Linked DNA regions of Homo sapiens: region 1 is linked to region 2. A link is a loop called in an ENCODE intact Hi-C map of the cell type or tissue named here. Cell type or tissue: GM12878. All regions are shown on one strand. Links, peaks and the distances in the headings refer to the core of each region. The heading gives the core; the rest is flanking DNA. Region 1 has its middle 57 kb from the start of LPGAT1-AS1. Region 2 overlaps INTS7 (integrator complex subunit 7).

Region 1 (12,697 bases), core at 1,446-9,445, 53 kb before region 2:
TATTCCTAGGTGTTTTATTCCTTTTGTGCCTATTGTGAATGGAACTGCATTCTTGATTTGGCTTTGAGATTGGATGCTGTTGGAGTAAAGAAATGCTACTGATTTTTGAACCTTGATTTTGCATCCTGAAACTTTGCTGAAGTTGTTTACCAGATATAGGTTTTCTAGGTATAGAATTTTATCATCTGCAAACAGAGATAGTTTGACTTTCTCTCTTATTATTTGGATGCCTTTTCTTTCTCATGCCTGATTGCTCCAGTTAGGACTTCCAATTTTTTTCTTTTTCAACTTTTATTTTACAATCGGGGTACATGTGCAGGAATGTTATAGAGGTATATTCCATTATGGTGAGGTTCAGGGTATGATGGAAACTGTCACGCTGGTAGTGAGCATAGTATCCATGATATAAATAATTTTTTAGCCCTTGCCCCCATCCCTCTCTCCCCACTCTAGTAGTCCTGTGTCTATTGTTTCCATCCTTATGCCCATGTGTACCCATGTTTAGCAACCACTTATATATGAGCATATGCAGTATTTATTTCCTATTTCTGTGTTAGTTTTCTTAGGATAATGGCCTCCTCCAACTGCATCCATGGTGCTGCAAAGGACACAATTTTATTCTTTTTTATGGCTGCATAGTATTCTATGGTATATATGTACCACTTTTTAAAAATCCAATCCACCACTGTTAGGCACCTGGGTTGACTCCACATTTTTGCTTTGGAAATAGCACTGTGATGAACATAAAAGTGCATGTGTCTTTTCAGTAGAATGATTTAATTTCTTTTGAGTATATACCCAGTAATGGGATTGCTTGATTGAATCATAATGCAACTTCTAGTTCTTTGAGAAATCTCCAAACTGCTCTCCATAGTGGCTGGACTAATTTACATTACTATAACAGTATACACGTGTCCCCTATTCTCCACGGCCTCACCAGCATCTGTTAGTCCTTGACTTTTTAACAAAAGCCATTCTAACTAGTATGAGACGGTAACTCATTGTGATTTTGATTTTCATTTCGCTGATGATTAGTGATGGTGAGCATTTGCATTTTTACATAAACTTGTTGACTGCTTGTATATCTTCTTTTGAGAAGTGTCTGGTCAGGACATTGACTTTTGTTCCTTTGATGCATGCAAGCTCCCTGGGAGAGGCACTATATTATGAGTACATTGAGCAGCCACCCCACAATATTCTTCAGGGAACTGCCCTCTACATTCATTCTTTCTCCAGGAGAACTTTCACTTTCACCAGCAGAGGCAGGTTTCTCTAATGAAATGCTGGTTTCCTGGAAGGAGATTAGTGCATCAGTTGTTTTGATCATCTTGGAGCACAGAGAGCTTTGGGAGGGATAAAATAAAGGACTTGGATGGATTGATGAGAGGTGAGAATGCACCTAAGAAGCTGAGCCAATGAAGTGGGGTGGAAGTATGGGAGGGTACTGGGGTGGCACTGGCACCAAGATAAGACTGCAAAGCACAGCTTTGCTTAGGGATCACTCTGTAGCTCATGTAACACTCCCTCACCTTCCCTTCTGCGGTGGTTTTGAAATGTGTCTAATATAGTGATCTGCGTCCCCTTTATTATGGGCTGGACTTAGTGATTCGCTTCTAATAGAATATGACAGAGACTTATTCTATGTTACTTCTGAGACTAAGCCATAAAAGGCGTTGTGGCTTCCATTGTAGCCACTCTTTCTTGAGTCACTTGCTCCATTGGTAGCCAGCTACCATATCACAAAAAAAGGTCCATGTGGCATAAAACTGAGGCATCCTTCCAACAGCTGTGTAAGTTGAAGCATCTGAGAAGTGGATCCGCAAACCCCAGCCAAGCCTTAAATGTTTGCAGCCCCTGTCAACATCCTAACTGCAACTTCATGAGACACTTCAAGCAGAGCCACCCAGTGGAGCTGCTCTCACTTCTGACCTAAAGAAACTGTGACATATATATGTTGGTTGTGTTTGTTTGTTTGTTTTTGAGTCTCACCAGGCTGGAGTGCAGTGGTGGCATCTCGGCTCACTACAATCTCCGCCTCCCGGATTCAAGTGATTCTCATGCCTCAGCCACCTCAGCACCTGGGATTACAGGTGTGCAACAACACACCCCGCTAATTTTTCCATTTTTAGTAGAGACAGCATTTCCCATATTGACCAGGCTGGTCTTGAACTCCTGGCCTCAAGTGATGCATCCACCTCGGCCTCCCAAAGTGCTGGGATTGCAGGCATGCCACCACGCCCAGCCACATGTTGGTTGTTTTAAGCTACTACATGTAGGGGTAATTTGTTACGCAGCAATATATAACTATTATACCGTCCAGCGGGTCTCAATTTAGCTGTTTCAGGTCAATGTAATTCAGTGACTCTTAGCATAGAAGAGCCTGGCAATCAAAGATTGTTGAGTAGGACCAGTCTCTATTTCACATGTAGAAAAATGAGGCTTTATCTGAATAGGGCCAAAGTGCTTTTCTTTGTTTAATTTTGTTTACCTGAAGAAATGCTTTTGAATCTGGGCACAGAAAGCTGTATGTTGCAGTGTGCAAGTGTATACAGAACGCTGAGAAGGGAAACCATTATTCAGCTGTTAAACAGCAGCTTTTTGAGCAGAAATATCAAATAGGACAGGGGACATGTTGCTCTCTGGGGGTAAATCCATGGAATATTTGTTTCCTTTAGCCTGGAGGCATCCCAAACAGAAGGACAAATCTTAAAACTGATTCTAAAAATTATTTTTGCTTTGCCAGAGAGTGGAGCCTCATGCACTTCCTCACATCCTGAGCTTCCATTCACCCTGATCGCAGAAGGATGACTCTAGTTTCACAAGTCTTGACAGCCATTCTTGAAAAAGGAATGAATAACCTTGCTTGATAGGAAGAAATAATTTTGAAAATGGGAGGCATTGTAGATTCTGGGATGAAATTGGGTCAGTTTGTTTCTGGACCAAACACAGCTTGCTCCATCAGGTAAGTCAGTTAGCTGGGCAGTCAGTGGACACATCTGAAGGCCCACTGTGGCCATCACTCTACCCATATTATAAGGGGTTGCTGACCTGAGGAGCTCTTTAACTGTGGCAGTCAGAAGTGATTGCCAGTTGGGGCTGTGACTCTGGAAGTGCTGGGGAAGGAGATAATTGCAGAAATCTTATTTCCTCCCATCTGCTCCATCCTCCTTCCCCATCAGCTGGGAATGTGTGATTTAATTACCTTAGCTCTTCTCCCGGGGTGGGGTAGGGGTGGAAGCCTTGTGCATATTCAGGGGCCTCAACCTCCACAAGAGGCTTTCTTTGCTCCCTATCAGATGCAGTCCCTCCACCTTCTGAATGCTCATTCTACTGTATCTGTACCTTCATTACAACACCAAAATGTCACACTGCCCTTCATGCTATTGTATTATGCTCCCTTATAGTGGATGCTGTGGTGTGCTGCCCAAATCCCCACGTTCAGGCCCAAGGCTCGCATTTTCCCAACTTCTAGGAGTGTTGCTTGCTGAAAGCTCCAGACTCAGCTCCTTCTCAGAAATGTCCCTCCACAGAATGGAGCTGTCTTGTGTAAGGCTACTCCCCTTCCCTGGGGAAAGCCTACACTCTATGACATTCAATAAAGGGCACAGACACCTCTCCCTGGTCTCAACTTGAGACATCTCTGAAGGGCATCTCAGCTTCAGTGTGTCCCATGGAGCCCGCTCAGGCTTATGTTGCATTACAGCTCAACTTACCCACCTCTGCCCGCTTCCTTCAGTCACACACAGATGTTGTTTTGGGGTATACTCCCCAATAAACCTCTTGCCCCCAGTTCTCTATCTCAAACCCAGGGAACTCAACCTATACCACTCCCATTAGGCTGGAAGCGTATAAAGGGCCACCTGTCAAGTCCTTTGTTATCTACCTCCTCCTTCCCTCCTGCTGCATCACCCTGGTACCCAGCACAGTGCTGAACAGAGTAGACCCTCTACTAATGTCTAATGAACAGAAAACAGATGATGACTTGGACAAAGACTGGGCAAGGACTTTCTACTCTCCTTCTCAAGGATGTACTCCCTTTATATCCGAAGTCAACACTGAATATCTTACTGTCCGTAATATGAGAAATATTCACAGAGTATAGAGAATACAAAATATGTACACTCTAGGGTATTACTTGTGTAAAGTGTTTCCTGGAGAAATTCACTTTTCAAAACCTGAAGAATGTTTGTTTTTAAAATCAGGAAGTGTGTCCCAGGCTGACTTTAATCTGTCTGCTTCAGGTCGGCAGGTCTCTGGGGAGTCAGGAGTGGCATCACATAAATCTGTTTTGTTGCAGGCACCCTGGCAACATTTTCTGTGTTGATGAAGAATGTCAACAACTCATTCCAGTGACTCTGCAGGCATTCTCAAAAGATCTGTTTAACTAAATTCTTTCCTTTTTCAGTTCAATGATAATTTTGCCTCACTGAATTTTAGTGGCAGTGCCTGTAACCTAATTGGTGCTGTATTTCTGCTCTCGTGGGTACCATTCAACATTCCCAGGGAGAGGTTGCAAAGCCTTGGTTCCAGACTCCCCTGGTGGATTGGCATTTTACTCCTCTTCCGGGACTTTGACCTTCTGTTCTGCTTGATTAGCCTTGCTGCCCCTGGTGCTTGAGCTGCCCTTCCTAACCACCTTCCTCCCCACAGCACAGGGGGATGTCAGAGGATGCTTGTTTGAACTGGATTATAGATTACACAAATCCAGGAGGTCAAGGTTCTTAGTTGAACTGGTTGTTAACATTTATTTTTGTATCCCCAGGATGTAGCACAGTATCTGGCTCAAAAATGTTTGATGAATGAATGAATGAACAGTCAAAGGATGACAGTTTCCCCCTCAAGACTGTGAAATACCAAAGGCAGTTCAGCCTGGCAAGCCAGTGATAATTTTCCTCATTCTTTGTGGACAAGAAGCATGAGCTGAGCTTCTCAAATCTTCCCTCAGAGCACAATGACCTTTACAGATGGTCTTACCTGTACTTTTTATTTCTTTTTTATTTTTGTTTCAGAGATAGGGTCTCACTCTGTTGCCCAGGCTGGAGTGCAGTGGTGTGATCCTAGTTCACTGGATCCCCAAACTCCTATGTTCAAGTGACCCTCCTGCCTCTGTCTTCCTAAGTCGCTGGGACTACAGGTGTGCGGTTTTTTGTAGAGATAGTGTCTTGCTACATTGTCCAGGCTAGTCTTGAACTCCTGGGTTCAAGAGATCCTCCTGCCTCGGTCTCCCAAAGTGCTGGGGTTACAGGCATGAGCCATTGCCCTGGCCCATACTTTTTACCTTTGTAAATGCAAACACCACCACCATGTTCCACATGGGGCAGAGAATTCTTACCATTAATTATACTATTATATTTGAGCCCCACCTCCAACTACTTGCTAATCATTCTGGCCTCCCTTTACTAGACCGGCCCTGCCCCCACCTCTGAGATTTAATTCCCATCAAAGACTTCCCAGGAAGATCTGCTATCTTCATCCCCAGTCCGGGCACTCTCTAGCCAACAGCTCAGCTGACAAAGACCTCTTAGTTCTCCCTTTTCTCTCTCTCTCTTTTTTAATCGAGGTGGGGGGTCTCACCATCTTGCCCAGGTTGATCTCGAACTCCTGGGCTCAAGCAATCCTCTCACTTTGGCTTCCCAAATTGCTGTGATTACAACATGAGCATGACACCTGGCCAGTTCTCCCTTTTCTAACAAAAAAAAAATTTTTTTTTTTAAGACAGAGTCTTGCTCTGTCACCCAGGCTGGAGTGCAGTGGTGCAATCTCAGCTCACTGCAACCTCCACCTCCCGGATTCAAGTGATTCTTGTACCTCAGCCACCTGAGTAATGAATTACAGGGGCCCACCACCATGCCCAGCTAATTTTTGTATTTTTAGTAGAGACGGGGTTTCGACATGTTGGCCAGGCTGGTCTTGAATTCCCGGCCTCAAGTGACCTGCCAATCTCAGCCTCCCACAGTGCGGATTACAAGTGTGAGCAACCGCGCCTGACCTCTAACCAAAATTTCTTAATTGACAAACCCCATGCCCCATCTCAGCCCCAGATGACTCATTCTATATTCAGTTATGTGAACATATTAATCAGGTGAAACTCCTGTTTTGCATTTCCAGGAAACTTTCATTTGTTTTCTCTTTAAAGTGGCTTTCCATATCTCTGCTCTGATTTATCAATTTTTATTTTACTTCCTCTATTCCAAACCGTGAGGTCATCCTCCCAGCTGGCCTCACTCTTCTCCACTTTGGTTTCCTCTGTGGTTCCAGCAACCTGTGGTGGTGGGCTTCCTTTTCAGTGTTTAGTGTTGTTGACTATTGTAGCTCAAGGGCACAGCCTAGGCTACGAGGTCAGTACCCCCTTGTGGGCCACCTCTGATCCACCCTCTGCCCATGCCCTTCCCTTGTTCCCTAGCTACTGCCTCACTCAACAGAGAAGCACAGAGTGCCTACCAAGGGCCAGGCACAGAGCCGCCTCCTTTGACTACAGGGTATATAGACCTGGGTGTTCCTCACCTCCAAAGCCCACAGCGAGGGAGTCATGGAAACAAACACAATGTGGTCCCTGCATTGTTGGAAAGATCCATGTAAGAGAATGGAGGGGAAGCTCCAAACTAGGAAAGAGGAAAGTGGCGTGGGGAGGCTTCCTAAGAAAGAGTAGGCCTGAGTTAGGCCTTAAAGGATCAGTAGACAATAGCCTGATGAAGATAAGGAGTAAATGTGTATTTATCATTCATCCAACATGCATGAATGATAAGTGCATGCTGAGGACCTGCCATGCGCCAGGCTGGAGACTAGCAGTGAACAAAACAGAAAGTCCCTGCCTTCATGGAGCTTTGCTACTCGTGGGAAGAGACAGAGAATAAGCAAAATAAATAAGTAAAACATAGTATGTTAGAAGGTGATATGTGTTCTACAGAGAAAAATATATCCAGGAAAAGGATTCAGTTGTATGCATAGAAGACGGGTAATTTTAAAAATCCAGTAGTTTTAAATATGGCAGCCAGGGACTGTTATCATAGTGATATGAAACCCTTTCATCTTAATTGTAGCTTTAACTATTTGCAAAGGGCTTTAGTTCTATTAGCTCATTTTATTATTAAAACCATCTTATGAGGAGGTGAGAAAAATTAGTCTTCTGGGCTAGCTGCTGTCTAAATGAGCCTGCTAGGGCTGCTATAGCAAAGTACCACAAACTGGATGGCTTAATCAGCAGAATTCTGTTTTCTCACAGTTATAGAGGCCAGAAGTCCAAGATCAAAATGTGGGCCCCAGGGGCCAGGCATGGTGGCTCACGCTTGTAATCCCAGCACTTTGGGAGGCCGAGGCAGGTGGATCCCATGAGGTCAGGAGTTCGAGACCAGCCTGGCCAACATGGTGAAACCCTCTCTTTACTAAAAATATAAAAATTAGCTGGGCATGATGGCAGGCGCCTGTAATCCCAGCTACTTGGCAGGCTGAGGCAGGACAATCACTCGAACCCCGGAGGAGGAGGTTGCAGTGAGCCAAGATCAGCCACTGCACTCCAGCCTGGGCAATGAGCGAAACTCCATCTCCGAAAAAAAAAAATGGATGGGGTTCCTTCTGAGGGCCGTCAAGGAAAGATCTGTTCCAGGCCTCTCACCTTGGCTTGTAGCTGGCTGTCTTCTCCTGTGTCTTTACATTATCTTCCACTATCTTTCTGTGTCCACATTTTCCCTTCTCATAAGATACAAGCCATACCAGTATCTCACTCTGAGAGGTGACAGCGTGCTGGCAGCCCTCTGCAGCTCTTGCTCGCTCTCGGCGCCTCCTTGGCTTTGGCGCCCACTCTGGCCGCGCTTGAGGAGCCCTTCAGCCCGCCGCTGCACTGTGGGAGCCCCTTTCTCAGCTGGCCAAGGCCGGAGCCGGCTCCCTCAGTTTGCCGGGAGGGGCGGAGGGAGAGGCGCGGGCGGGAACCGGGGCTGCGCGCGGCGCTTGCGGGCGAGCGCGAGTTCCAGGTGGGCGTGGGCTCGGCGGGCCCCGCACTGGGAGCGGCAGGGCTCGGGACCTGCAGCCCGCCATGCCTGAGCCTTCCCCCACGCCCCCCGCCGTGGGCTGCTGCGCGGCCGGAGCCTCCCCGACGAGCACCGCCCCCTGCTCCAGGGCGCCCAGTCCCATGACCGCCCAAGGGCTGAGGAGTGCGGGCGCACGGCGGGGGACTGGCAGGCAGCTCCACCTGCGGCTCTGGTGCAAGATCCACTGGGTGAAGCCAGCTGGGCTCCTGAGTCTGGTGGGGACTTGGAGAATCTTTATGTCTAGCTAAGGGATTGTAAATGCACCAATCGGCATTCTGTATCTAGTTAATCTGGCGGGGCCTTGGAGACTCTTTATGTCTAAATAAGGGATTGTGAATGCACCAATTGGCACTCTGTATCTAGCTCAAGGTTTATAAATGCACCAATCAGCACTCTGTGTCTAGCTCAGGGTTTGTACATACACCAGTCTACACTCTGTATCTAGCTAATCTAGTGGGGACGTGGAGAACTTTTGTGTCTAGCTCAGGGATCGTAAATGCACCAATCAGCACCCTGTGAAAATGGACCAATCAGCTCTCTGTAAAACAGACCAATCGGCTCTCTGTAAAATGGACCAATCAGCAGGATGCGGGTGGGGCCAGATAAGAGAATAAAAGCAGGCTTCCTGAGGTAGCAGTGGCAACCTGGTAGGGTGTGCTTCCAAAGTGTGGAAGGTTCCTTCTTTCACTCTTTGCGGTAAATCTTGCTGCTGTTCACTGTTTGGGTCCACTCAGTCTTTGTGAGCTGCAACACTCACCATGAAGGTCTGCTGCTTCACTTCTGAAGCCAGTGAGACCACGAACCTACTGGGAGGAACGAACAACTCCAGACGCGCCACCTTAAGAGCTGTAACACTCACTGAAAGTCTGCAGCTTCACTCCTGAGCTAGCAAGACCACGAACCCACCAGAAGGAGGAAACTCCGAACACATCCGAACATCAGAAGGAACAAACTCCGGACACGCGGCCTTTAAGAACTGTAATACGCACTGCGAGGGTCCGCGGCTTCGTTCTTGAATTCAGTGAGACCAAGAAGCCACCAATTCCGGACACAACTGAATTAGGGCCCACCCCAATGACCTCATTTTAACTTGGTTACCTCTATGAAGAGTCTAGTCAAATAAGGTCACAGTCTGAGGTACAGGAAGTTAGGAGGACTTCACCATATGAACTTAAGGGGAGGGGGAAACATTCAACCCATAATACTACTCCAGTGACTTTGAACTTAGGTTTCACAGCTCGTGCTGGCTGACTCAGTGAGGCTAGAGGCCTGCGATAGCCTATGCTACACATAAGGGGGCTGATGATTCCCAAACCTTCTTACCTTCAATTATTTATCCAGGAATGAAGGGGCTTCACATAAAGGGCCCTACCATACTCATTCAGAATGCCATATCTTTTTTTAAAATTTTAACTTTTAGAGATAGGGCCACATTCAGTCACCCAGGCTGGAGTGCAATGGCACAATCATAGCTTACTCTGGAACTCCTGGACTCAAGTGATCCTCCCATGTTCGCCTCCAGAGTAGCTAGGACTATAGGCATGAGCCACCCTGCCTGGCTAATTTTTGTATTTTTTTGTAGAGATGGGATTTTGCCGTGTTTCTCAAATCAGTCTCTAATTCCTGGCCTCAAACCATCCTCCTACCTTGGCCTCCCAAAGTGCTAGGATTACAGGTGTGAACTACCATGCCCAACCAAAAGCCAAATAGTTTTATTCTTGAAAAAGGACTCAACAAATCTAGGTTGAGTTATATGTTGACTCCTTTTGAACTCAGAGTAACCCTGAAAAGTCCTGTAGCATTTTAAGGATAAGCAAGGCCTGAGCAAGCTACTGAAGCAGGAACTGAGAAACTGAACGGAAAGAACAAGAGAGAAAGGAACAAATCCAGAGGCATGTGGACCAAAGGAGAGAGTTGAGGTAAGAAAAAAGAGGTCAGGGAGTCAGGACACCTCAGAAACTCACTCTTTTTTCTGGAGATTGCAGTAACACATGCAAATGTGTTTGGAGAGGTTAAAGTGTTACACAATTGTGAAGTGTTATTTTCTAAGGTAGAGTTACCTGGGTATTGCACCCTTTGGAGATGGGTGCTGTTAGGTTTTCTGGCAGACTGTTTCCTAGTCTTTTGTCTAATTTTTAAGCCAAAGGTAAAATATAACGCTTCTGTGAATTGCTGACATTCACCTTTGTTGCTTTGAGGAAGTTGCTTCTTTTAAATTAGCAAGGGTGAAATCTTCCAACTCACAGTAGCCTGTGTACTAACCTAACTGGTGGTGTCAGGTTGGAATGTTTAGCTTTTGCCTGAGGTCCTGACATAACTCTTATAGTAGAAAGCAAGAGAGTTGAAACAAATGTCTCTGGTTCTCACTTCTCATGTCTCTTAGTCTAAGACCCCTGCATATAACAAACAATTCAGTTGCATTCCAATGCCTTTTAACCAGTCTTTTTTTTTTTTTTTTTTTTTGGTGGGGGGTGGAGGGGACAGGGTCTTACTGTGTTGTCCAGGCTGGAGTGCAATGGTGCGATAATGGATTACTGCAGCCTCGACCTCCTAGGCTCAAGAGATCCTCCTGCCTTAGCATCCCAAGTAGCTGGTGTGCAAACCACCACACCCAGCTAATTTTTTCATATTTTTTGTAGAGACAGGGTTTTGCCATGTTACGCAGGCTGGTCTTGAATTCCTGGGCTCAGGTGATCCCCCCGCCTCTACCTCCCAAAGTGCTGGAATTACAGGCATGAGCCACCACACCTGGCCCCAACCAGTGATTCTTAAATGCTACCCAAGACCCACCTGACGGGCTGCAAACTGACCCAAGAAAGCAAGTCTTCCCTTTAGGATGAACTACTGTAAATAATTATCTTTAGGAAGAGCTATTTACAAATTCATCCACACTCATTTTTATGTACATCTAAGACCTACTTACTAAAAGCTTGCTAAGTGAATGATTACAGGTTAACCCAGTTTGGAATTTATAAATAAAAGTCAGTGTGCTACCAAATTTTATTGAGGCTTCTGATTTTGTATTCCCCTGAGAAGTTTGGCCTCTGGAGAAAGCGTGGCCCGACACTGTTGGAGCCTTGCCCATCCCTGGCATTGTGTGGACAGATGCTTTATCATCAGTCTGCCATCAGTGTTGTTTGTCGTGTGTGGGTCAAGGTCTCCAACTGCTGCCATTCTTGCTTCTAATTGTAATTTACTGTTAATTTAGCTTCATCATTATCAAGTCAGTTGGGATTTGTTTGAAGCTTAAGGTGACCAGTGATATATCTTTGTTTTAATTGTATTTTTGGCCTTTAATTTTCTGGTAATTATACCTAAAGACAATTATGCATTGCAATTTGAATATGAATCATGTATGCCTTGATCATGAAAGCACATGTACAACTAATCCCCCCCACCAAGATACTTTACATTGACGCCTCAATAGTATGCTTGCATTATTTTTCCACTTGTATGTGAGAAAGGGTGGAGCAAATTGACTGTGGGTTATTCTGCCCAGCTTAAAGTAGCCTAGAATAGGAAAAAGAAGAGATTGAAAACCACTTTTTTAGACTCTAGGAAACAACAGAATGTACTGCACACTTTGCAAATAGCTTGCAAATGGCACGTGCAAATTCATTTCCCTTGGTAGATGCATGGGAAATAAATATCCATACTGAACCTTTTGCCAGCCCCTACCAGCCACAGGCTCACGGTGATTACAGCACAAGTAATGGAAGCCAATTGGTCAGGCAGCAGAGCTGAGATGGGGAATGAGGGAGGGAAGTGGGACTCCTCGGAACAAAGGTTTCAAGGCAACTGCACCAACAACACCATGCTCTGTAAACAGTGGCAACAGCTCGCAGCAATAAGTTTCTGTTCAGGGTTGTACAGGTTGCTGGTCACACATCCGTAAATGGTCAGTGCCCACAAAAGCCTGAAACAACTTTGGTCATTTTGGGGTTTCTTTGGGCATCCAAGTATGCAGTAATCTCCCCCTACCCCAAACTGGACCTGGGATGCCTTAGCCACAATTTGGTCTCAAATACTTTCTCCCCTGTGTATCCCAGTGAATTATATTTGTATCTTTATTATATTATAGCATTATGTTCTGTCTTGCTTTATAGTTGTATAAAGGTCTAACCCTCCTTGCGGGCATTGTTACTTTGGGGCAGGACCAGGTTTAACCCATTTTTGGGAGCTGGGAAGTACCAGCTTTGGAGCTGGGGGATCGGAAAGACCAGGTATGAATCCCTACTCTCCAGTGCTGTCCACATGACTTTTGGACAATGTACTTCTCTGAGCTTTGACTACTTCATAGGATTGCTGTGAGGATGGAAGGAATCTATTAGGACTGTCTGTGTTCTAAGTATTAAAAACCCAACTCAAACCAGCTTACACACACACACACACACACACACAGATTTATTCACAGAGGTATTGCTAGTTTACATTACAACATAATTTAGAGACTAAAATACAGTTGTCAGGGTTGGATGGATGGTTAGATAGATAGATACATAAATAGATAGAAACATGTATCTCAATTTATCTTTCTCTCTTCACACACACACACTTCTTTCTGTGTGTTGCCCTTATTTTCTCCTACTACAAATGAGCTTCCTCCATACAAAGGGTGGCAATGGTTGCAAATAGTTTCAGTTTATGTTTTTATTTTTTAAATTTTGAGATGG
Region 2 (12,256 bases), core at 1-8,000:
GACACCGGTATCTTCTCATAATTCCTTAGTGTAATTTAGTTCCCTTTTATTTGTCCTAATCCTTTACACATTTTTAACTCATCACCACAAATAAATTCATCAAAACCCTCAAATGAAATCACCAAGAAAACCAAAGAAAGTTGAGTTAGAGAGTATTTCTTCTCTGCATACCATGTAATTTTCTTCAAAACATCCTTTCTGGGTATTTGAGATGCTCATTTTTTTCCTGATTGTTATAATTCATTTGGCATTACCCCATCTTTATTAATTTTACTTAAAAAATTATCTGGAAACAACAACAAAATATTTTTAGAACAGCAAATTTCAAAAATGATGCCCAAAGGAAAAAACGGTTCTGGAAAAGGGGGAAATGGGGACATGTCTCTGGGAGCAACAGTGCTGATGAGAAGGCTCAGGGCCCCAAAGTGGGTGGCGACACAGCAAACAGACACATTCTACGCGAAAAACATGGCAAAACGACGGAAGCCATGGAAAAGTTAAAATCTAGTATGAGACTCAATGAAGTGTCTCCACAATATAGTGAAGATAAAAGCCAGGCCAGGGGACAACTTGGGTAAGGAGGATAATGACCCAGACCCCCGCTTTTCAAGAAGCAGCATTTGCCTTGCCTGTAAGTGGGATGGGTAAGCCTGTGTTTACAGATCCTTCCATAAAGACAAAATCTGGATATCATATTATTATGGTTGAAGGAAGAAAATAAAATCAAATTAAGCCAACTCACCAGACTTTAGACTTCTCACTACATCTCATCATACTGTTATTGTCTATGTGACTGGTAAAGGCTAAGTCCAAGGCATTGTGCAAAGAACAGGGTTTGATTGAGCAACATAGTATTTTTTTTTTTTGAGACGGAGTCTCGCTCTGTCGCCCAGGCTGGAGTGCAGTGGCGCAATCTCGGCTCACTACAAGCTCCGCCACCTGGGTTCACACCATTCTCCTGCCTCAGCCTCCCAAGTAGCTGGGACTACAGGTGCCTGCCACCACGCCTGGCTAATTTTTTGTATTTTTAGTAGAGACGGGGTTTCACTGTGTTAGCCAGGATGGTCTCGATCTCCTGACCTTGTGATCTGCCCGCCTCGGCCTCCCAAAGTGCAGGGATTACAGGCGTGAGCCACCGTGCCCGGCCTCAACATAGTATTTAATACTAGAAGCAAAGCAAACGCATGAACCTAAATACCCTCCTTGTCATCTATACACTCTTTCGTGTGGAACTTTTAGTGAGTCAAAGAATTCCAATGTAGGCCCCCTTATCTAGAAATCCACTTAAGGGTCATCTAGGTCTTAAGGTAACAGTTCTCATTTTTTCATTTTTCATTCCCTGCACTTTCCAACTCCATAGGCAGTAGCCACATGAAGCCATTTAACTGAAGGAGGCCGGGCATGGTGGCTCATGCCTGTAATCCTAGCACTTTGGGAGGCCGATGGGGGTGGATCACTGGAGGTCAGGAGTTCAAGACCAGCCTGACCAACATGATGAAACTCCACCTTTACTAAAAATACAAAATTAGCCGGGTGTGGTGGCACATGCCTGTAATCCCAGATACTTGGGAGGCTGAGGCAGGAGAATCACTTGAACCTGGGAGGCGGAGGTTGCAGTGAGCTGAGATCGCACCATTGCACTCCACCCCAGGCAACAAGAGCAAAACTCCATCTCTAAATAAATAAATAAATAAATAAATAAATAAATAAATAAAATAATTAAATTTAACTGAATTAAAAGTAAATTAATTCAGTTCCTCAATCACACTAGCCATATTTTAAGTACTCAATAGCTACATGTGGCCAGTGGCTGTAGCGGTTAGTGCAAATTTAGAACGCCTCCATCATTACAGAAAGTTCTGTTGGTCAGTGGTGCCTATACTCTACATACCAAGTGCCAGGTCATCTTATTCTCAATATTCTGTTGGCAGGTATTGGCACAGAAAGATCAAGTGACTTATCTAAGGATTAATGATGAGTCTTATAAATAGAATTTAAACTGACTTCTCTGGGACCCTAGTCTGAGGATCTTGTCTAATTGGTTTGTTCTTCTCTGAACAGTATCTTAACATGAGAAATGGCATATTCCCCAGTTGCAAATTGCCTGCTATCTTGGTTGGTTTGCGCTAGAAAGGTTATGTCTGAAGGTCTTAGTTTAAGCTGGAATACATTAATTTCTGAATAGTCAACATTCTATTGCTATCATCACTGAAGGCAATCAGCAGAATGTATTTACATATATTTCCTTGTATGTCTGCCTTTACATATTTTAATTAAATGATTTATAGCATAGTAGACAGAAATTCTATTTTGTTTAGATCATTATTACTCAATGTACCCAAATTGCATTAGGAAAGATAGCTTAAATGTGTTTAATAGCAGAGACAAGGTAATAAAATGCTCAGTGAGAACTGATCTAACACTTTGGAAAAAAAAATACTAAGGAGGATAATGACAGTAGTAGTAATAATAAAAGCAAATGCTTATATATCTGTTTTACTATATGCCAAGCATGTTCTAAGTAAATTCTATACTAACTCACTTAATTCTCATACCTACCCCATGAAACACTAATATGTTTCTCTATTAGGAATAAGGAAATTGAGGCATAGAGAGACTAAGTAGCTTGTCCAAGGTCATAAAGTTAAGATTGGAACCTCGGCAGTATGGCCCCAAAGGCTGGTGCTCTCAGTCACTGGACTACACAGCAGTCCCCCTTATCAGTAGGAGATACGTTCCAAGATCCCCAGTGGATGCCTATGACTGAGGATAGTACCAAACCCTATATACACTACATTTTTTCCTATACATACACACCTATGCCAAAGTTTAATTTATAAAATAGGCACAGTAAAGAGATTAAGTGATTATAAAATAGAACAATTGTAACAATATACTGTAATAAAAATTATGTGAATGTGGTCTATCTTCACCTCTGGGAACTGAAACTGAAAAGCAAAGTGAAAGTGAAAAGCAAAAACTGCAGATAAGGAAACACTACTGCACTGCAAAGTGACGAAGCACTGAGAAAAACTAGTCCTGTCTTCCTAGCTTTAACCAGCAAGTGCCCTTCATATTTCTAAATTTAGGGAACATGCCCACTTCACAATTAGTATGCATCTTTCTTTTCTGCATCTCATTTTTCTTTTCATTCATTAGTGTAGTGTTGAAGTTATAAACAGCTTCCCCCACCACAAATAACCATTTAACAGTTGATGCCAAAAATTCAGTAGATATTTTACTAAACAAAATCAGAGTTCCAATCCTGGATCTAATGGACATACTAAAATAAGTCTTTCTTGCTTCAGAGTTATGTTCAGTTCAGTTATACTCTGAACTTCTTGGACTTGCTTTTATTTTAATAATTCCTGGCCAGGCACGGTGGCTCACACCTGTAATCCTAGCACTTTGGGAGGCCAAGACGGGCGATCACCAGAGTTTGGGACCATCCTGGCCAACATGGTGAAACCCATCTCTACTAAAAAATATAAAAACTAACCAGGCGTGGTGGCACATGCCTGTAATCCCAGCTACTCGGGAGACTGAGGCAGGAGAATCACCGGAGCCTGGGAGGTAGAGGTTGCAGTGAGCTGAGATTGCACCACTGCACTCCAGCCTGGGCAACAGAGCGAGACTCTGTCTCAAAAAAAAAAAAAAAAAATTCCTTTCTGAGTTTGTGCCAGGAGCCCATAATACACCAAGTTAAAAAGTTCATAAACATAGCTATCAAAACCTATCTTTTAAGAACATAACATTTGGGAAGTTCTCAAAGGGAATTGATGGCTTACAAGATTTGCTTCTTTTTTGGAGAAATCTACCTTGAATGGCACCAGAAGCTTGAAATCCACATTGTAAACTTTAACCCTGAAAATAGCCACTTAATTACAAATAAAAAAGATCTCCAATTTAAGAAATGTTTTTGTTTGTTTTTAGTCTTTCAGTCACTTGATAATACAACTCTAGGCTGGAATCCAGAAAACCAGTCTAATTCAGTCACTTGACAGACAAAAAAAAAAACCCCTAAGATGTAGAGGTAAAGTGACTTGCTTGGTCACACAGCTAATTCACCAGAACCAAGAGTGAAACCCAGGCTTTCTGATTCAGCTGTTTCCACACCTGGTAAAAGAACAAGGGGTTCTGCACTGCTCTGGCAATTTTTCCTAAGCACGTGTTCCCAGGTGCTGAGATGACTGTGTAGGTTGTGTGAACCTCATACAACTGGGCTGCATCTGAAGAGATGTCATTCAACCGTGGACACTGTAGATCTGTACACATTTTATGAGAATGTTCTGGCTGTTAGCAGTACAATGGGTTGTGCTCATGAAGGCAAGCAATCTTGGAGAGACCCAAGTTGCAAATCACTTCTCAGTCCCAGAGGCCGCATGACAAGAAAGAAAAAAAAAACAACAACCCCTTTTTATTTTTTATCTTAAGCTCCATTCTCCTTTGAATTAATGTTGACTTTGAAGAGAAAAAGGCAAAACACAAGCAAAGAAACAGATATTTATTTAAAAAGGAAATTCCAGGGAAAGTACCCTGCTTTACCTTAGGAGCTGCATCCGGCCAAATTACTTATAGCATCGGCATCTGCAACCATATGATCCCTGATGTTTAGAAATCGTGATCCTGAAGCCCTAAATGATCCCCAATCAAAAAGCAGTTAAGTTATATCTACCATACTGTGCTAAGAAAGTCTATTTTATCATGGTTTTCAACCAGAATTAAAATAGGAAAAAAGGGGGTTTTCTGGCTAACCAGAAAACTCTGTTCCCTGAGCATCCCAACAAACTGAGCCTGTGTAATAAAGAGACTGCTCTCTCTAAACAATCAGTCTAGCATAACTCATCAAGTATAAACCAAACCAATCACCAACCAAAGGAAAAGATCCACCCCTTCTAACTTAAAACATTGAAGATATTAAATGAGTGTTCTTCACTTTTGGAAACAATGTGAAATGTCTGTATTATACACAGTTGCAGACACATCAGAAAAAACAAATTAATTTTCTATGAAATTGCTAGCTGCTCTTTGTTTCAATTAAATATGAAAATAATAAAGACTGCTTTAGCACAGGAAGAGATAAATATGTGGTTGAACTAATACAGCAGGATGTTTCAATACTGTTAGACTGTGGGCTTTCATAATCCAGAAGGCTGGATGTTGCACGGAACACTTTCAAGTCCATCTACAGAAGGACTCAGGTTCTGCTACCATGGATAAACCTTGTAGTGACTGGTCAGAACCTCCCAATGAACAACTCAGAATCCTAGGTCTAAGTCAGGCAGCAAATGATGTATTTTGGAAGAGTAGCGGTCAAATTTACCAATTCAGTGATCTCAACATGTGACTATTCTTGAAAGAAAAAAAAGCTTGGCAACAGAAAAAACTAATAATAAAACAAGAAAGAACAATCTTTCTGGCCAGGATCCCAGTTATTTTTCAGACAAAATGTATTTATTTATTTTTTTGAGACGGAGTCTCGCTCTGTCGCCCAGGCTGGAGCACAGTCTCGGCTCACTGCAAGCTCCGCCTCCCAGGTTCACACCATTCTCCTGCCTCAGCCTCCCAAGTAGCTGGGACTACAGGCGCCTGCCACCATGCTTGGCTAATTTTTTTGTATTTTTTAGTGGAGACGGGGTTTCACTGTGTTAGCCAGGATGGTCTTGATCTCCTCGTGAGCCGCCCACCTCAGCCTCCCAAAGTGCTGGGATTACAGGCGTGAGCAACCACGCCCAGCTGTCAGACAAAATTTTTAAGAAAACAAAATTTTTTCCAGAATATTACATTACAAAAATCAATGAATAAATGAACTACACTGTAACTTTAATACTTATTCCATATGAAAAACCAAACTGTTTCTGGCAATTTGATTGATCTCTTGAGAGTCTGCAGTGCATTCATTCCATGGTTAAAACCGTGTGTAGGCATTGCGTTGCTGCTGCTGCTGTAATGGCTGCTGGGCTTGCTGCTGTTGTAAGCGAATTTGCTGGGAATAAGGGTCTTCCAGGGATTTTACAAATATGGTAGTTCTGGGACCAGTCTTCCATACTATACCATTGGCATCTTTCACAGAAGATTCCACTGTAATGTTGTGTGTTCCAAGGATAGCAAAGTTCAACAGAAATTGAGTACTGAAGTAATCATTATGAGGTTCAACCCTTTGCTCCATCTCATTGGTCATGTTGTCAATGGGTATCTGCAATGAAACAATTGTTAACTAACAACAATGGCTAACATTTCTTCAGTGCTTACTATGAGTTAGGCCCTGTTCTAAGAGCTTATTTAGACCATGCAGACAATAAAAAATTAGGTACTGCTATCATCCTTGCTTCACCGATGAGGAGTCTAAGGCAGACAGGTTAAGTAATGTCTCCAAAGTCACATGATTAGTGAACGGAGTAGGAATCTGAACACAGGCAGACTACCTCCAGGGCCTACACTCTGAACTACTAAGTGATGCTCCTCACTCTACTTGAGTAGAATGAGCTCCCAGAGCCGTTGACAGCCCCTTCACATGCTGGCCTTTCTTCCTTGCTTACTCAACCCCATCTCTAAATCCCTATCTTCCTTTAGACTGTGAAGAGATATTCTGAAGAAATAGGATGAAATCACCTGTTCCAGAGAGTTTAAAACCTAAGAGACTGAAAAAGAACAAAACACTAAGCAAATTTAAGTTAGGTTCCCCCCCAACAGTTAGTCTGATTTTTATTACTTAATGTAGTGATTCCTTACTCCTTTAACAAATTAACTGAACCATTTGTACATTGCTCATTTAATAAGCACTGTTTTGTTCAGACTGGAAGTACAATATGTTATAAAACACAGATTTATAGGCTCATTCATTTAGCCAGACACTCATGCCTTTGTTCTTCAAAGACCAGAATAAAACCTGCTGACGTACTCTTACCTGTACCCAAGATGAAACGTGTCAAGAGACAGATTTATCCTGAGAATGCAAATAAAGGTGATCTTAATGTGTATTTGACCAAATTACTCTAGGTTTATGTGCGTGTTTCTGTGGTGTAATTAATTATATAAATGTGCCCTGCAGCTTTGTGTCTCAAGGAGCAGTTATCATGTCACTTTTCCAGAGACATTTACCTGTAATAGTAATGAACTGACGTCACCAACCAATTCAAGGTCTTAGAATTATTTATAGTACAGGTACTTTTTCACATTTAGCCTTTGTACAGTTTTTATTTCCCTAAAGAATATGCCAACCAAAGAACTTCCTTAAAAGGACCAGAAATAGGCCTAGGGAACCTGATCACCCTGAATGGATGGCTGCATCTTAAGCTGCAAACTCACTGTGAATAACACTGCAAAGTAATCATGTTATTACTCGGCTTATTATATCAGCTTCCTGACTTTAATCAATGCCTCTTGAGAGGTAGGTCAACAAGCAGAAGACCATAGCTTCTAGGTTTGAATGTTATTTTCTTAACAGTAGAAATTATATGCAAGTAACAAAGAGAATCATGGTTACTACTGTTTCAAATTCAAAGTGAAGAGAGAGTTGCAGACAGGGATAAATTATGTAAATTCTCATTACAACCTTCTGTGACAGCAGATACCCAATTTTAACAGTTATACTCTAAATATAGTAAATAATTTTTTCATCATTCACAAATTATTGAGTGGCTACATAAGGTACCATGCTGTATGGCACAGAAGTCAAAACAGAGGAAAAGAGGAGAATGAAGGCTCAGCCGTGTCAGAGTGGACAGAGTGCCAAAGTGAGAGGAACTTGCCATAGTTAAGAAAGTAGTAATGGCTTAAGAAAGTAATAATAGTTTAGAACCAGACCTTCCCTTGGCTTTTTAACCTAAAACCACCAAAGATAATAAAATGCTCTCTTTTTATACCTTCACTGATACCCTGCCTTCCATGCTATGCCACAATAAACCTGGACACAGCCAATCTGGGCATCTGAGTAACTTCGCTGCTACAACTGTGGACTTGGTCCCTTGCTTCATTTACTGTGGATAAACCACCAGGGAATCGGAAATAAATGTCTAAAGCAAGGAACATTCTTTATCTCGAACACTGGCATTTCATGGGCACAGATTCAGCATCTTAGCTCTGGCTAACAATGTAGCCTAATTCAGGTTATTACTTACCTATATCCTGAGTTCCCAAGGCAGCAAATCCCTAGGGTTACACTCTTAAAAAAAGATTTTACTTTATCTGATCATTTTATAGAAATGCTATATACTTTTTTTAATGATAAAATTTACTTAAAATGGAGAAAACTAAATAGATGTGTATTTTTTGTGGGGAGGGATTGGGTGGGTTAGGGAGACACTTATTTTCCAACTTCTGACGTTTGAAGGGACCTCCTGATGTAAGAGAGACCTTTCGTTAGATTAATATTACTGACCTAGCAGGGAGGAGGTGAGTCTTGCTGATGGGTGACTTTCTGGGCAGGAACCAGACATGGGAAGGTAAGCACTTGCTCTTTCTCTTCTGCTTTGGGCACCTGAGTCCTCTGTGCCCTGCCATAAATTTTATAGGGGCAGGCTCCCATACGTACTGACTGAGGCTGGGTGAAAAAATCCAATTCAGGGGTCTACGGTTAGAAAGGCCTTGCTGCCAGGCATTGGAGTTAGGTTTTCCCACAGCTCCAACAGTAATAAAACTCATATTTTGATCTTTGCCTGGATGCTTTGTCTCTATCAACTGGTTCAGGGAGAGAAAAAGAAGTGTTTATCAACCCCTTACAGCCCCAATGTGGGCTTTTAATTTATGTCCATCTGATCCCTTTGGAGGTATAACTGCAATCTATTTAACCATGAAAAACACTGGAAAACTTCCATCAATGAGCTCATATAAAACCTGTATCACAATTCTGCCTCTTTTCTAAATTACCTTGTAGTCTTGTCCAGATTTACTCTGCAGTGTGGAAGAAACATTCAGACAGACAGACTGAATTTTGCGGAAGAGTCCTGGTTTAGATCCGTGCTGAACCACTCCCTCTACCTTTAGCGCCAGCTGCTGGTTATTCTGGACAGCAATGGGCTCTGCAGGATTCCGGGGCGATGGTGACAGAGCAAGCTGGAATGCCAACACTCAAATAAATGCCAACAACCAAGAGCAAGCTTCCTTCCGACAAACATGTCTGTGCTAATCACTGGTTACAGGTTAACAAATTCGATTGTGCACTCCCCCACCCCCACAGGACCTGACTGTGCCAGGACAACGAGACAGATGTACCTTTAAAGTGCCTCCTTCTAAACATCACTGTGGTTTTCATCCCAAACCTCAGTTCTATTTGAGGATAATAGAGAATTAGAAAAAAGCAAAGGCACTATTCTCCCAATTTTTGTGGTGAGGCATTTCTTTGACAATGAACCACTTCTAGTAGGGAAAGGCATTATATAAATTTTCATTACCTAAGAGCTGTCTCTTTGGTCTTACGTAATTTTAAATAAACTAAATTCAAATGTAAATGAACTTAAAGTTCCAGGATTATCTACACAACGAAGTCACTGTGCTATAAAAAAAGTCAATATCTACAAATGAATCAAATGACATTTTTCACCTCTCATTAGTTTTTCTTCAAAAATGTATTAAAAATCCCAAACACATCAATTAAAGAAAGCCCAAGTCTTGCTAAATGAAAAGATGGAAGAAATTTGAGTCTTTTTGATAATGTTGTTGAACTACTGATCAACCCTGGAGACATCCTACTTTAGGACTTCTTATCTAGATCGTCAAATCTTCCTCATTATTCCAGTCATTTTGAAATGGAATGCTCTGTTATTTGTAATCAAAACATTTGCATGGATGTAAAAGTTTACTGAAGACATTAACTAACAGGGATAATCCAGGAGATCTCTTAGAAGTGACAATTTTCTCCCTTTTCCAACAATTTCATTTTCTGAATCAAAAATAGCTTTTGAATTGTGAGTGGCTTAAATATTTCAAAATACTAATTCTACTCACTGGTTAGCCCCTCAAAACATGTTACTGAAAGGCAGAAGTACTTTGGAAGAAGAACTGGTGACAGTTTACTGGATCTGATTCATTCTAAGTTGGGTCTATAAGTTGGGTCTGAATAGACTCAGCTCAAGATCCTTGCAGGCTACTGTGATAAATCACTAATTTATTCCTGGAGGTGAGAGACAAACAACAGAGCTCCAGTTACCCAAATGCCTGTCTCATAGAATTTGGCACTGACAATTAAAAAGGGAGAGAGTTTAACTCCCAAATTCATTTCTTTCACCAAACCACTTGATAAAGGAGAGAAATGGCTTACAACTAGGTTTTATCAAAACCAAAGGTAAGCCAGGCACAGTGGCTCATGCCTGTAATCCCAGCACTTTGGGAGGCAGAGGTGGGTGGATCACTTGAGGTCAGGAGTTCCTGACCAGCCTAGCCAACATGGTGAAACCCCATCTTTACCAAAAATAAAAAAATCAGCTGCGTGAGGTGGTGGATGCCTGTAATCCCAGTTCCTTGGGAGGCTGAGGCAGGAGAATCGCTTGAACCCGGAGGTTGCGGTGAGCCAAAATCACACCACTGTACTCCAGCCCAGGCGACAGGGCGAGACTCTGTCTCAAAAAACAAAACAAAACAAAAAAACCAATAAACCAAAGGTAACACACTGAAGTGTAGCTATGTCCTACATAATCTTCAGAAGACACCTGGTTTTAAAACCTATATTAACCTTAGTATTCTTCCTGTATTACCTTGATGCTGGTAGACTGTAGTTTCTGGAAAAAATATCTCTGGAAAGAAAGGGGAACTTTCAGCAAAGCAATGATGGCATTGCAGAGGCATGCTGTGTGCTGGGGGAAAAAAGAAACTAAATCAAATAAAAATAAATTTTCAAATTTCATCAACAAGTGGTACATTCAGTATAAAACTACAAATGCCCATATAGATTATTACAAAGGTACATACCAATCAAGAACTAGGCATCACATCCAGGAACTGTGCATACATACTAAATCATTCATTACAGATTTTTACTTTATTGTGAAGTATATTCAATAAAATATAAGTGACAGAAATGAGAAAATCCACAGTCCTCGAGGCCAAGCAATAGGCAAATTCCACATTTCTACAGCGCTCAGAACTATCAGTATATTATTAAACAATTATATTAGATACTAAAATATAGAGTAACTATCACATGGCAAAGTATGATAAACAGTATGGTAAAGAAGCCCGAGCATTTTGCAGGACTTTGGCTTTGAGCTGGCTCATTCTTTCATTAGGTGGCTTGTCTCTATGGCCATTGGTCCTCAGAGTAAGCAGTGGTGGAAACTTGGTCGAATTCAGATGAAAGAGGACTATATAGTCGGGGAATCCTGAAACTCTAATAAAATATCTTATTTCTCAAATCTGCCTCACACATTTAACTGAGTTTTGAAAATCCCAGCATGACTGCAGAGGTACAGAAACACCACAGAGAATATTTTGAGCCTTAATGAAAGTGGTCATAAAATCAGAATTTAAGCGTTCAAAGATATTTTAAAGATTACCCAGTCTAATAGAAGAAAACTGAAAGTATCATAAGAACACTTTTAACTTCAGGTGAACCAGAACCATTCCTGCTTGGTCTACTATCCCTTCCTCAGTCTACTCCCGTCTCAGTGGCCTCGTAAGTCACCACAGTGAGGCAGCGCTCCTTTCACGGGGGCACTAGCTGCGGGAGGTCTGTTCTTGCAGACCCGATTCAGCAACGGATAAATAAAGTATGCTGACACACAGATATTCTGCTCTGCCAGTCCAGCTGAGGGTCCCAGCCGCTTACAGGCTCCTGCTGAGTCCTGTAAACAGTTGCAACTAGGCCCTGATCAGCTAGTCAGACTCGCATTTATTCAGTAAGATTAATTAACAAAAGCTTGAGTCAACACCATTAGAGGGAAATTGACATTGTGGACTTCTGAGTAAAAGGCACTTAAGCACTCACGGTACATCAAAGGTTAGTCTTTATATGAGTAAACAAGCTAGCCAGGTAAACTACTCTGCCTTTCTTTATTACTATTTTAATTTGTTTAAAGGTAAAGAGATCAGGCCGCCTTCAGCCAGATCTATTACTGAAGTTAGGCAAACTTCTCAGCCTTCCAAGAAGATTTGTGTCTATTTCTATAACTATCTCTAATATTTTTCCCACCAGCCTGATTGAAACCCAACACCACAGGTTGAAAACTGCTGCATGCACCATGTGGTATGCTGTCTGTCCCTCTAGGCTCCTGCTTTCAAGCAGAGTGTCACCTAGTTGCTCATGCTGTAAACATTTTTTTTT

The links. Peaks named below come from ENCODE experiments on the same cell type or tissue, not always from the same donor. Only the 100,000 strongest peaks of a DNase experiment are listed, where the experiment ranks them.
Region 1: a loop joins it to region 2, with 2.0 times the contacts of the local background. A loop is called at or near these places in 3 of 110 quality-filtered maps.

What each region holds. Positions count from the first base shown.
Region 1 is chr1:211,881,642-211,894,338 of GRCh38, forward strand. No RefSeq gene overlaps it. Among named protein-coding and RNA genes, the nearest start is that of LPGAT1-AS1, 57 kb to the left of the region's middle. RefSeq lists an enhancer at 5,839-5,888. In GM12878, for the core only: no CTCF peak of the experiment used is centred there; a DNase peak (open chromatin) is centred at 6,090.
Region 2 is chr1:211,935,916-211,948,171 of GRCh38, forward strand. INTS7 (integrator complex subunit 7) reads right to left here. Exons shown (of 20, transcript NM_015434.4): 18 at 10,692-10,790; 19 at 8,869-9,054; 20 at 4,488-6,196. The coding sequence ends at 5,909. It also overlaps the pseudogene LOC124904505. Among named protein-coding and RNA genes, the nearest start is that of INTS7, 94 kb to the right of the region's middle. RefSeq lists enhancers at 2,990-3,069, 11,644-12,256. In GM12878, for the core only: no CTCF peak of the experiment used is centred there; DNase peaks (open chromatin) are centred at 2,996 and 4,156; H3K4me3 peaks cover 515 bases; H3K27ac peaks cover 4,082 bases.